Regions from separate parts of the Homo sapiens genome. Here region 1 is linked to region 2. A link is a contact called in ENCODE Hi-C or POLR2A ChIA-PET data. All regions are on one chromosome and are shown on one strand. The core of a region is the stretch at or near the end of the contact, and the rest is flanking DNA. Distances in the headings are between cores, read along the strand shown.

The links. Hi-C counts contacts between places; a loop is a spot of excess contacts on that map. ChIA-PET counts read pairs that join two places held with the same protein, here RNA polymerase II (POLR2A). Pooled maps may share reads with other maps.
Region 1: a map of thyroid gland shows a loop between it and region 2 (3-fold over the local background). The contact joins two enhancer-like sites. A Hi-C loop is called at or near these places in 4 of 168 maps with a recorded cell type or tissue (endothelial cell of umbilical vein, heart left ventricle, right cardiac atrium and 1 more) and 5 of 50 pooled maps. POLR2A ChIA-PET finds 5 or more read pairs at or near these places in 7 of 52 experiments (A673, BJ, HEK293T and 4 more).

Annotation. Positions count from the first base shown.
Region 1 is chr7:75,613,589-75,619,045 of GRCh38, reverse strand. All of the region lies in intron 1 of HIP1 (huntingtin interacting protein 1), which reads left to right. Among named protein-coding and RNA genes, the nearest start is that of HIP1, 120 kb to the left of the region's middle. RefSeq lists an enhancer at 1,224-1,725. Within about 2 kb of position 1,250, at least 17 of the 41 ENCODE cell types and tissues checked have a DNase peak (open chromatin) inside an H3K27ac peak, as active enhancers do; they include PC-9, where a contact is called at or near this core.
Region 2 is chr7:75,561,663-75,567,023 of GRCh38, reverse strand. HIP1 (huntingtin interacting protein 1) reads left to right here. Exons shown (of 31, transcript NM_005338.7): 10 at 3,761-3,836; 11 at 3,949-4,089; 12 at 4,854-4,951. Among named protein-coding and RNA genes, the nearest start is that of SPDYE5, 72 kb to the right of the region's middle. Within about 2 kb of position 1,648, at least 8 of the 41 ENCODE cell types and tissues checked have a DNase peak (open chromatin) inside an H3K27ac peak, as active enhancers do; they include PC-9, where a contact is called at or near this core.

The sequences.
Region 1 (5,457 bases), core at 1-2,500, 52 kb before region 2:
GTCTGGGAACCACTGACCAAAGGCTTTCTTTCTACACACAGCGATTCCTGCAGAAATAGAACAAAAGGTGGGATGTCAAGGATGTTGGGTGGGAGGCCAAGGTGGGAGGCTCACTGGAGCCCAGGAGGTTGAGACCAGCCTGGGCAGCATAGTGAAACCCCATCTCTACAAAAAAACTTGGAAGAAAAAAAAAAGGATGTGCTCAAGGGAGAGGCATCAGGTTTTCTAGTGCTGGGATGTGGCTGGGGCTTGGCTCATTCACTTGACAGAAAGGTCACTTCTAGAAATTGGACACTGCAAGAGACCCAGAGCTGGATAAGGGATGGTTCCCGTGCTGGGGGATCTCCTGTAAGTCAGGCATCACCCACCTTGAGTCTTCAGATCATTGGAGATAAGTAGCAGTATATTAATAAAAGAGAAGAGACAAAACTAACCTCACTGTTAGAAAGCTGGGGAAACAGCTGGGTGCGGTGGCTCATGCCTGTAATCCCGGCACTTTGGGAGACTGAGGAGGGCAGGTCACCTGGGGTCAGGAGTTCAAGACCAGCCTGGCCAACATGGTGAAACCCCCATCTCTACTGAAAATACAAAAATTAGCCACGTGTGGTAGCTCACACCTGTAATCCCAGCACTTTGGGAGGCTGAGGCAGATGAAACACTTGAGGTCAGGAGTTTGAGACCAGCTTGACCAACATGGTGAAACCCTGTTTCTACTAAAAATATAAAATTAGCCAGAGTTGGTGGCACGTGCCTGTAATCCCAGCCACTCGGGAGGCTAAGGTGTGAGAATCGCTTGAACCCAGGAGGTGGAGGTAGGTAGCAGTGAGCCGAGATCACACTACTGCACTCCAGCCTGGGTGACAGTGAAACTGTGTCTCAAGAAAAAAAATGAAAGAAAGAAAGCTGGGGCAACGAGAGGGTGGTAGAGGGCATGAAGAGAGGAAGTTGGGCAATGCTGGTGGTTTGTGGGGAGGGCGCAGCCCAGGGTTTCCCACTCTTGCTGACAAGCTGCCTATCCGGAAGGCTTCCCCCGGGAGCTCTGGCCAGGGCCATTACGAAAGGCCACTCCAGTCTGGCTCTGTGAATAGTGAAAGATCAGGATATGTCTGGTGGATTTACCCAAGGCTGCGCTTTCTAGGGAGGGTGACTTGCCCAACCAGTGACTATGATGAATGGGGAATGAGCCCTCTGGGTGCAATACCTGCCAGCGTGACTTTGCAGTTTGGGGTGCTAGGGAAGCAGAACCAAGGTTTCCTCCATGACGACAGGAGCAGCAGCCTTACAAGGGAGGAGCCCCTTTCGAAGCCACAGCTCCCTGTGGGTGAGAGGAGGGCATATGGGCCCGCTTCTCCTTTTCCCCAAGGCCTGGTGTCCGAGTCTCTTACCCTGTGCCCTACATTCCAGGCCCCTTTGAAAGCCTAAGTGGGCACCCCGAAGGTCATCACAGATGTTCTCTTATGGAGGGAGGCAGCTGGCATACGGGGAAAAGGAGACCAAGAAACCAAGACTCACGCAAGGAACCAGGCTGAGGCTGGGCGCGGTGGGTCACGCCTGTAATCCCAGCACTTTGGGAGGCCGCTGCAGGAGGATGGCTTGAGGCCAGGAGTTCGAGACCAGCCTGGGCAACACAGGGAGATCCTCACCTCTACAAATAATAAAAAATTAGTGGCTGGGTGCGGTGGCTCACGCTTGTAATCCCAGCACTTTGGGAAGCCGAGGCAGGAGGATCACCTGAGGTCAGGAGTTCAAGACCAGCCTGGTCAACATGGTGAAACCCCGTCTCTACTAAAAACTACAAAACAAATTAGCCGGGAGTGATGGTGGGTGCCTGTAATCGCAGCGACTTGGCAGGCTGAGACAAGGGAATCGCTTGAGCCGGGGAGGCGGAGGTTGCAGTGAGCTGAGATCACGCCATTGCACTCCAGCCAGGTGACAGAGCAAAACTCCATCTCAAAAAAAAAAAAAAAAAAAATTAGCTGGGTGTGGTGGCATGCACCTGTGCTCCCAACTATTTTGGGAGGCTGAGGTGGGAGGATTGCTTGAGCCCAGGAGGTCGAGGCTGCAATGAGCCATGATTGCACCACTGCACTCCAACCTGGGCAACAGAGCAAGACCTTGTCCAAACAAAAAAAAATAGTCATCTAAATGTAGTTACTGTTGTTCCCAGCATCAGTTAGATCAATCACTGTGCCTGACATATACCTCCCTGGTAAACATGAGGAGGAGGACACAGGCTCAGGCACCAGCATGCCTTACCCCAAAGTGATGGCCAGTAATCAGCCTCTGTATGTGTGGACATCCACCCTCATAGGCTGCCCTGCCTAGTCCAGGGGCCAGCAAACATTTTCTGCAAAGGGCCAGATGGTAAATGTTTTTGGCTTTGTGGCTTCCTGCTGCTACTATTTCTTCCTCCTCCTCGTCCTCCTCCTCTTCCTCCTCCTCCTCCTCCTCCTCCTCCTCCCCACCCTTAAAAAGCCAGGCATGGTGGCTAGCGCCGGTAATTCCAGCACTTTGGGAGGCTAAGGTGGGAGGATCGCTAGAAGCCAGGAGCTCAAGACCAGCCTGGGCAACAAAGTGAGACCCGGTCTCTACAAAAAAAAATTTTTTAATTAGCCTGGCGTGGTGGTGCGCACCTGTAGGCCCACCTACTTGGGAGGTGGAGGTGGGACGATTGCATGAACCCAGGAGTTCAAGGCTGTAGTGAGCTATGATCGTACCACTACACTGCAGCCTGGGCAACAGAGCAAGACTCTGTCCCTAAACAAGAACACAAAAACCAGTCCTAGCTCACAGGCCATGCACAAGCAGGCTGAGGCCAGGTTTGGCTGGTGGGCGGTGGTTTGGACCCCTAGCAGCCTGTCCTTTCTCATTCTTGTCTAGGACGATGTTACGAGATACTTTGTTTTTGTTTTTGTTTTCTTTTCTTTTCTTATCTTTTCTTTTTTTTTTTTTTTTTTTTTGAGACAGAGTCTTACTCTGTCGCCCAGGCTGGAGTGCAGTGGTGTGATCTCAGCTCACTGCAACCTCCACATCCCAGGTTCAAGCGATTCTCCTGCCTCAGCCTGCTGAGTAGCTGGGACTACAGGTGCGCACCATCACACCCAGCTAATTTTTGTATTTTTAGTAGAGACGAGGTTTCATCATATTGACCATGCTGGTCTCAAATTCCTGACCTCAGGTGATCCGCCTGCCTCAGCCTCCCAAAGTGCTGGGACTACAGGCATGAGCCACCGCGCCTGGCCATTTTTTGTTTGTTTTTGTTTTTGTTTTTTGAGACAGAGTCTCGCTGTGTCACCCAGGCTGGAGTGTAGTGGCACAATCTCGGCTCAACTGCAACCTCCACCTCCTGGGCTCAATCGATCCTCCACCTCAATCTCCTAAAGTGTTGGGATTACAGGCATAAGCACAGTCAGAGGAGAAGGAAGGAAAGGACAGGAAGGAGTAGTACAGTCTTTGTCCCTTTGAGGACAAGATCCACCTTTTTTAAGGGTGGGGAGTCAGGGTCTCCATCTGTCATTCATGATAGAGTGCAGTGGCACAGTCATAGCTCACTGCAGCCTCCAACTCCTGGGCTCAAGCAATCCTCCTGCCTCAGCCTCCCAAGTAGCCACCACTACAGATATACCACCATCCCCAGCTAAATTTTCATTTTTTGTAGAGATGGGGTCTTACCATGTTGCCCAGGCTGGTCTTGAACTCCAGGCCTCAAGTGATCCTCCTGCCTCGGCCTCTCAAAGTGCTGGGATTCCAGGCATGAGCTGCCACACCTGGCCACAGGGTCCACTTCCTATCATCTGTGTGCTCTCTCACAGCCCCTGGTGTGGTGCCCTGGATCCTGGCAGCCATGTGCAGGTGCATGGCTGTCCACAACTGTCTGTGAAAGGCCCTCTTGTGGTTGTATGGCAAAGAGCCTTACTATCTGTGTGGCAGCCTTGCCCTGCGTGTAGTAGGTATTCAGTAAAATCAGTTTCTCAGGCCAGCGTGGTGGCTCATGCCTGTAATCCCAGCACTTTGGGAGGCCGAGGCAGGTGGATCACTTGAGGTCAGGAGTTCGAGACAAGACAGGCCAACATGGTGAAACCCCGTCTCCACTAAAAATACAAAAATTAGCCAGGCGGGGTGGTGGGTGCCTGTAATCCCAGCTATCAGGAGGCTGAGGCAGGAGAATCACTTGAACCCGGGAGGCAGAGGTTGCAATGCGCCGAGATCGCGCCACTGCACTCCAGCCTGGGTGACAGAGTGAGACTCCGTCTCAGAAAAAGAAAAAAAAATCAGTTTCTCAGTGTTTTTTATCTTTTTTTTTCCTGTGACAAAATACATATAACATGAAATTCGCTATTGTAACAAATTCAAGTGTATAATTAAGCAACATCTGGCACATTCGCTATGTCGTGCAACCGACATGACTGTTTAATTTCAGAACATTTTCACTATCCGTAAAGGAAACCCTGTTCCCATTAAGCAATCACTCCCCACCCCTCTCCTACCAGGCCCCAGTGGCCACCAGTCAGCTCTCTGTCTCTATGGATCTGCCCATTCTGAGCACTTCATACAAATAGAATCACACATTGTGTCCCATTTCATGTCTGGTTTCTTTCATGTAGCATGTTTTGGAGGCTTATCTACCTTGTAACTGTGTGTGTGTGTGTGTGTCTATGTGTGTGTGTGGTGGTAAAATATACATACCATAAAATTCACCATTTTAGGGCCCAGCGCATGGCTCATGCCTGTAGTCCCAGCACTTTGGGAGGCTGGGACAGCCAAAGCGCTTGAGCCCAGGAGTTTCAGACCAGCCTGAGCAACATAGTAAGACCCCGTCTCTACAAAAATTAGCTGGGTGTGGTGGCATGTGCCTATAATCCCAGCTACTCAGGAGGCTGAGGCAGGAGGATCACTTGAGGCCAGAAGTTTGAGACCTGCCTAGGCAACACAGTGAACCCCATTTCTACAAAGGAATTTAAAAATTAGCCAGGTGTGGTGGCATACACCTGTCGTCTCAGCTATCTGGGAGGCTGAGATGGGAGGATTGCTTGAACCCAGGAGGTTAAGGTTGTAGTGAGCCATGTTTGCACCATTGTACTCCAGCCTGGGCAACAGAGGGAGACCCTGCCTAGGCAACATAGCAAACCCCATCTCTACAAAAGAATTTAAAAATTAGCCAGGTGTGGTGGCATGCACCTGTCGTCTCAGCTGCCTGGGAGGCTGAGATGGGAGATTGCTCGAATCCAGGAGGTTGAGGCTGTAGTGAGCCACGTTTGCACCACTGTACTCCAGCCTGGGCAACAGAAGGTGAGGCAGACAGTAGGGTGGAGGACGTTGGTTGGCAACAGGTTTGTGTTGGACCCTGGCAGTTACAGAAGGCAGCACGGTGTGGGAGAGGAGGCGCTCTCAGATGGACCTGGGTTTGAATTCTGGCTCCACTTCTTGCTGGCTGTACTACTTGCAAGTAGCTTGTCT
Region 2 (5,361 bases), core at 399-2,898:
TCTCCTGCCTCAGCCTCTTCAGTAGCTAGGATTACAGGCGCCCACCACCATGCCCGACTAATTTTTGTATTTTTAGTAGAGACAGGATTTCACCATGTTGGCCGGGCTGGTCTGGAACTCCTGACCTCAAGTGATCTGCCTCCCAAAGTGATGGGATTACCGGCGCGAGTCACTGTGCCCAGCCCCTCCCCATTCTTTTCTATCTCAACAAATACTGCCATCATCCATTTAGGCCAGAGATCTGGAAGTCACCATTTTCCTCATCCCCCATGTCCAATCCACTAGCAGGTTTGGTTGATACCCTACAAATATGACCTGCTTCTGAGGTGGGATGGGAGACTGGACTCTGGAGGCAGGGCTTGGGCATCGGACCAAATTAAGGACAAGTAAAACAGGGAAAGGGCGGAAGCACCTCTGCATAAGACACACCTACCAGTGTGCAGTGACAGTTTACCATTGCTATGGCAACATCCGGAAGTTAGCGCCCCTTTCCATGGCAATAACCTGACAATCTGGAATTTACCACTTTTTTTCTAGAAATTTCTGCATAATCTGCCCCTTAATTTACATATAATTAAAAGTGGGTATAAATGTAACAGCTGCTATTCTGGGCTCACTGCGTATGGAGTAGCCCTGCGCTGCAAGGAACAGGACCTCCGCTGCTGGCTGTGCACTGCCGCCTCAATAAAAGTTGCTAACACCAGCCGGGTGCAGTGGCTCATGCCTGTAATCCCAGCACTTTGGGAGGCCGAGGTGGGCAGATCACTTGAGGTCAGGAGTTCAAGACCAGCCTGGCCAACATGGTGAAACCCCGTCTCTACTAAAAAATTAGCAGGGCATGGTGGTGCACACCTGTAATCCCAGCTACTCGGGAGGCTGAGGCAGAAGAATCGCTTGAACCCAGGAGGTGGAGGTTGCAGTGAGCCAAGATCACATCACTGCACTCAGGCCTGGGCGTCAGAATGAGATTCCATCTCAAAACAAAAACAAAAACAAAAGATCTTTACTTAGGCTGGGTGCAGTGGCTCACACCTGTAATCCCAGCACTTTGGGAGGCCGAAGCAAGTGGATCGCTTGAGGTCAGGAGTTTGAGAGCAGCCTGGCTAACATGATGAAACCCTGTCTCTACTGTAAATACAAAAATTAGCCCTGTAATCCCAGCTACTCAGGAGGCTGAGGCAGGAGAATTGCTTGAACTCAGGTGGCAGAGGTTGCAATGAGCTGAGATCATGCCACTGCACTACAGCTTGGGCAACAGAGCAAGACTCCATCCAAAAAAAAAAAAAGGAAAGGAGGGGAGGGGAGGCGAAACCAGGCAAAAGGGAAGGATAATAGAGTGAGAGTTGGGAGGACAGAGGGGGCTGAGAAGGGCCTCCTGACTTAGCTGTGTAAAAGTGCACTCTCTTGTTTTTCCTGTTAATTTCCTCACCCTTGACCATAACTCCCAAATGCCAAGTTTCAGCTTCTCTGCCTGGTTCCCCAGGAGCAAGCGAAGGACAAGTGTGTGGTTGTACCCACCTCCTGGTACCCCTGTTCCATTTGAGAAGCCGAGTACATATTCTGTGATAAATGGCTTCTTTAGTCCAAGGAGACAGGCCCTGAGGCTGATTTCCTGGAATGTCAAATTCCGGTAGCTTGTGAAAGCAGTTGAGCCTGTTACTGTTGGCTCCAAACCAGCAAGATGGGGATGTGTGGTCAGGTGATTTCATTTCCTTTCATTTGCTTCTAGCTTAGAAAAACATCTCCCCTGAGTAGCCACTTTGCTGTTCCACACAGACACGGCTGCTGTCTGAGACCTCACTGTCCTTGAATTCAGGGGAAGCAGCAGTGATGTCACAGAGACAGAGACAGGCCTAAGTCTTGGGATCTGACAGGCTGTAACGAGACCCTGGGGGTTTCGTTTATTGGACTAAGCTGGAGAAAGTTCATTGTTGCAGGCCAAAGGATTTAAGGCCCATGTACCCCTTTCATCTCAGAATAGATGTAGTTAACTCCAGCTACTCAGGAGGCTGAGGTGGGAGGATCGCTTGAGCCCAGGAGGTTGAGATTGCAGCAAGCCTTGATCGTTCCACTGCACTTCAGCCTGGGTGACACAGCAAGACCTTGTCTCTAAAAAAATTAAAACAGGCCAAGCATGGTGGCTCTCACCTATAATCCCAGCACTTTGGAAGGCCAAGGTGGGTAGATGGCTTGAGCCCAGGAGTTTGAGACCAGCCTGGACAACATAGAGAGACCCCATCTTTATCAAAAACACACAAAAAATTAGCCAGGTGTGGTGGCACACACCTGTACTCCCAGCTACTTGGAGGCTGAGGTGAGAGGATCCCTTGGGCCCAGGGAGGTCAAGGCTGCAGTGAGCTATGATTTTGCCACTATACTCCAGCCTGGGCGACAGACTAAGACCCAATCTCAAAAAAATATTTACAAATAGGCAGGGCACATTGGCTCACGCCTATAACCCCAACATTTTGGGAGGCCGAGACGGGCGGATCACCTGAGGTCGGGAGTTCGAAACCAGCCTGACCAACATGGAGAAACCCCATCTCTACTAAAGATACAAAATTACCCAGGCATGATGGCACATGCTTGTAATCCCAGCAACTCAGCAGGCTGAGGCAGGAGAATCCCTTGAACCTGGAAGGTGGAGCTTGCAGTGAGCCGAGATCGCGCCATTGCACTCCAGCCTGGGCAATAAGAGCGACACTCCATCTCAAAAAATAAACAAACAAAATAAAAATGAAGAATATATAAGTCTGGATTCTCTTAGGTTTCTTGGTCTTCAGTGTTTAGATTCAAAATAGAGATTTGAGAATGAGAAAAAGATGTTGATTTTGCCAGATGTGGTGGCTCATGCCTGTAATCCCAGCACTTTGGGAGGCCAAGGCAGTAGGATTGCTTGAAGCCAGGAGTTTGAGACCAGCCTGGGCAACACAGCAAGAGCCTGTTTCTACCAAAAAATTAAAAATTAGCCAGGCATGGTGGTGCATCCCTGTAATTCTAGCTACTCAGGAGGCTGAGGCAGAAGACTGCTTGAGCCCAGGAATTCAAGGCTGCAATGAGCTCTGATTGCACCACTGCACTCTAGCCTGGGTGACAGAGCAAGACCCTGCCTCTACAAAAAGAGAGAGAGAGAGAAAAAAAATATTGGTTTCTTCATGTGCATATCCACCCAAGATTAGGACATAGTACCAAACGATTGTAATTCTCCAAGTGTTTATTGAACGGCTGCCCTGTCCCTGGCATTATGGGAAACAGCTCAGCGGAGCTCAGTCCCCACTTCCCAGGAACTTATAGTCTTAATTGTGGAGAGAACAAATAGTCCAAAAACAAAGAGAAGTAATGAAAGAAGAGAGCTACCTTTGTAGTAAAATTCCCTTCCCTTTTCCTATGGTTAGATGGCTTATCCTCAGAGAAAGTCAATTTCTTTTAATGTTACTCTAAACCAAACACTCCTCGGAAGTTAAATCTGCAAAATAACAACATGTGTTCTACAGCAATGAAGAAATTAGCTTTTTGATTATCTACTCTTCCAAAGGATTTGTAGCATGAATTACTCTTTCCTCACCAGCAGGTCACTGAGGACCAGCTTTAAATAATCCTCTGCAGCATCATAATTGAATCCCAGCACCATGGAGTTTATCTCCTTGACAGCCTGTGCCTTTGGGCTGGGGAGGGGGCAGGAAAGCCAGGTGGCTGCTCTGTCCCCTACATGGGGCTGATGAAGACACCCAGCACCCCTCAGGTCCTTCTCCACCCCTAGGTTGAAAGATCTGTTCTACCGCTCCAGCAACCTGCAGTACTTCAAGCGGCTCATTCAGATCCCCCAGCTGCCTGAGGTAAGCATGCCCAACCACACACCCTCGGCACTGCAGAGGCCCCAGGTACTCTCTTAAGGGCCGGCGGGGCCTGGCAAGCAAGCACTATTTGAGGATGTGTCTCCGTCTTCAGAACCCACCCAACTTCCTGCGAGCCTCAGCCCTGTCAGAACATATCAGCCCTGTGGTGGTGATCCCTGCAGAGGCCTCATCCCCCGACAGCGAGCCAGTCCTAGAGAAGGATGACCTCATGGACATGGATGCCTCTCAGCAGGTGAGGACCACTTGGGAGAGAAACTTGGCCTTTCCTCTCACCTGCAAGTACAGGGGAGAGGCTGGGGGAGACCCTGGCCAAAGCCCATTGACTCTAACCAGGTTCAGGCTTCTCTTCATTCACCTAGCACCAACCTAGGCTGAGCATCCTGCTCTGTGGCTCCCAGAAGGGTCATAAATGGGTGCAGTGGCTCACAGCTGTAATCCCAACACTTTGCAAGGCCAAGGTGGGAAGACTGCTTGAGGCCAGTTCAAGACCAGCCTGGGCAACATAGTAAGGCCCCATCTTTACAAAATTAGCCAGATGTGGTGGCACATACCTGTGGTCCCAGCTATGTGGGAAGCTGAGATGGGAGGATCACTTGAGCCTGGGAGGCCAAGGCTACAGTGAGCTGTTATCATGCCACTGCACTCCAGCCTAGGCAAGAGAACAAGAACCAGGCCCTAAAAATATAAATACATAAAATTAAAATAAAAAAATTATCCAGGTATGGTGGCACACACCTATACTTCCAGCTACTCAGGAGGCTGAAACAGGAGGATCACTTGAGCCAGGAGTTGGAGGCTGCAGTGAGCTATGATTGCACCACTGTACTCTAGCCTGGGCAGTAGAGCGAGAACCTGTCTCAAAAAAATTAAAAAAATTAAACAGGTCTGAACCGTTTAATTCGAGAAAGGGGGCATTCTCCCATATCACTCAACTGACCCACACACAGAATTCTCTGGCTCTCTGACTTATTCTCACTCCTTTTTGGTCAACCACAGAATTTATTTGACAACAAGTTTGATGACATCTTTGGCAGTTCATTCAGCAGTGATCCCTTCAATTTCAACAGTCAAAATGGTGTGAACAAGGATGAGAAGTGAGTCCAAGCTGGGTTCAAGCAGATGGTTCAGGAGCTAAGTTAAGCCATGGTCTGCCTCAAAACACTAACCAAAGAGGAATTCTTAATGATACTGGGGCTTCTTAGATACAGAACATCTTGAAGGGTTGGGGGCAATGGCTTATGCCTGTAATCCCAACATGTGGGGAGGATGAGGTAGGAGGATTTTTTAAGGCCAGGAGTTTAAGACCAAGCTTGGGCAACATAGCAAGATCCCATCTTTATTAAATAAAAGTAAAAAAATTAGCTGGGCAGGTGGTACACACCTGTAGTCCCAGTAACTCAGGAGGCTGAAGTGGGAAGATCATTTGAGCCTGGGATATCAAGGCTGCAGTGAGCTATGATCGTGCCACTACACTTCAGCCTGGGCGACAAAGCCAGACTGTCTC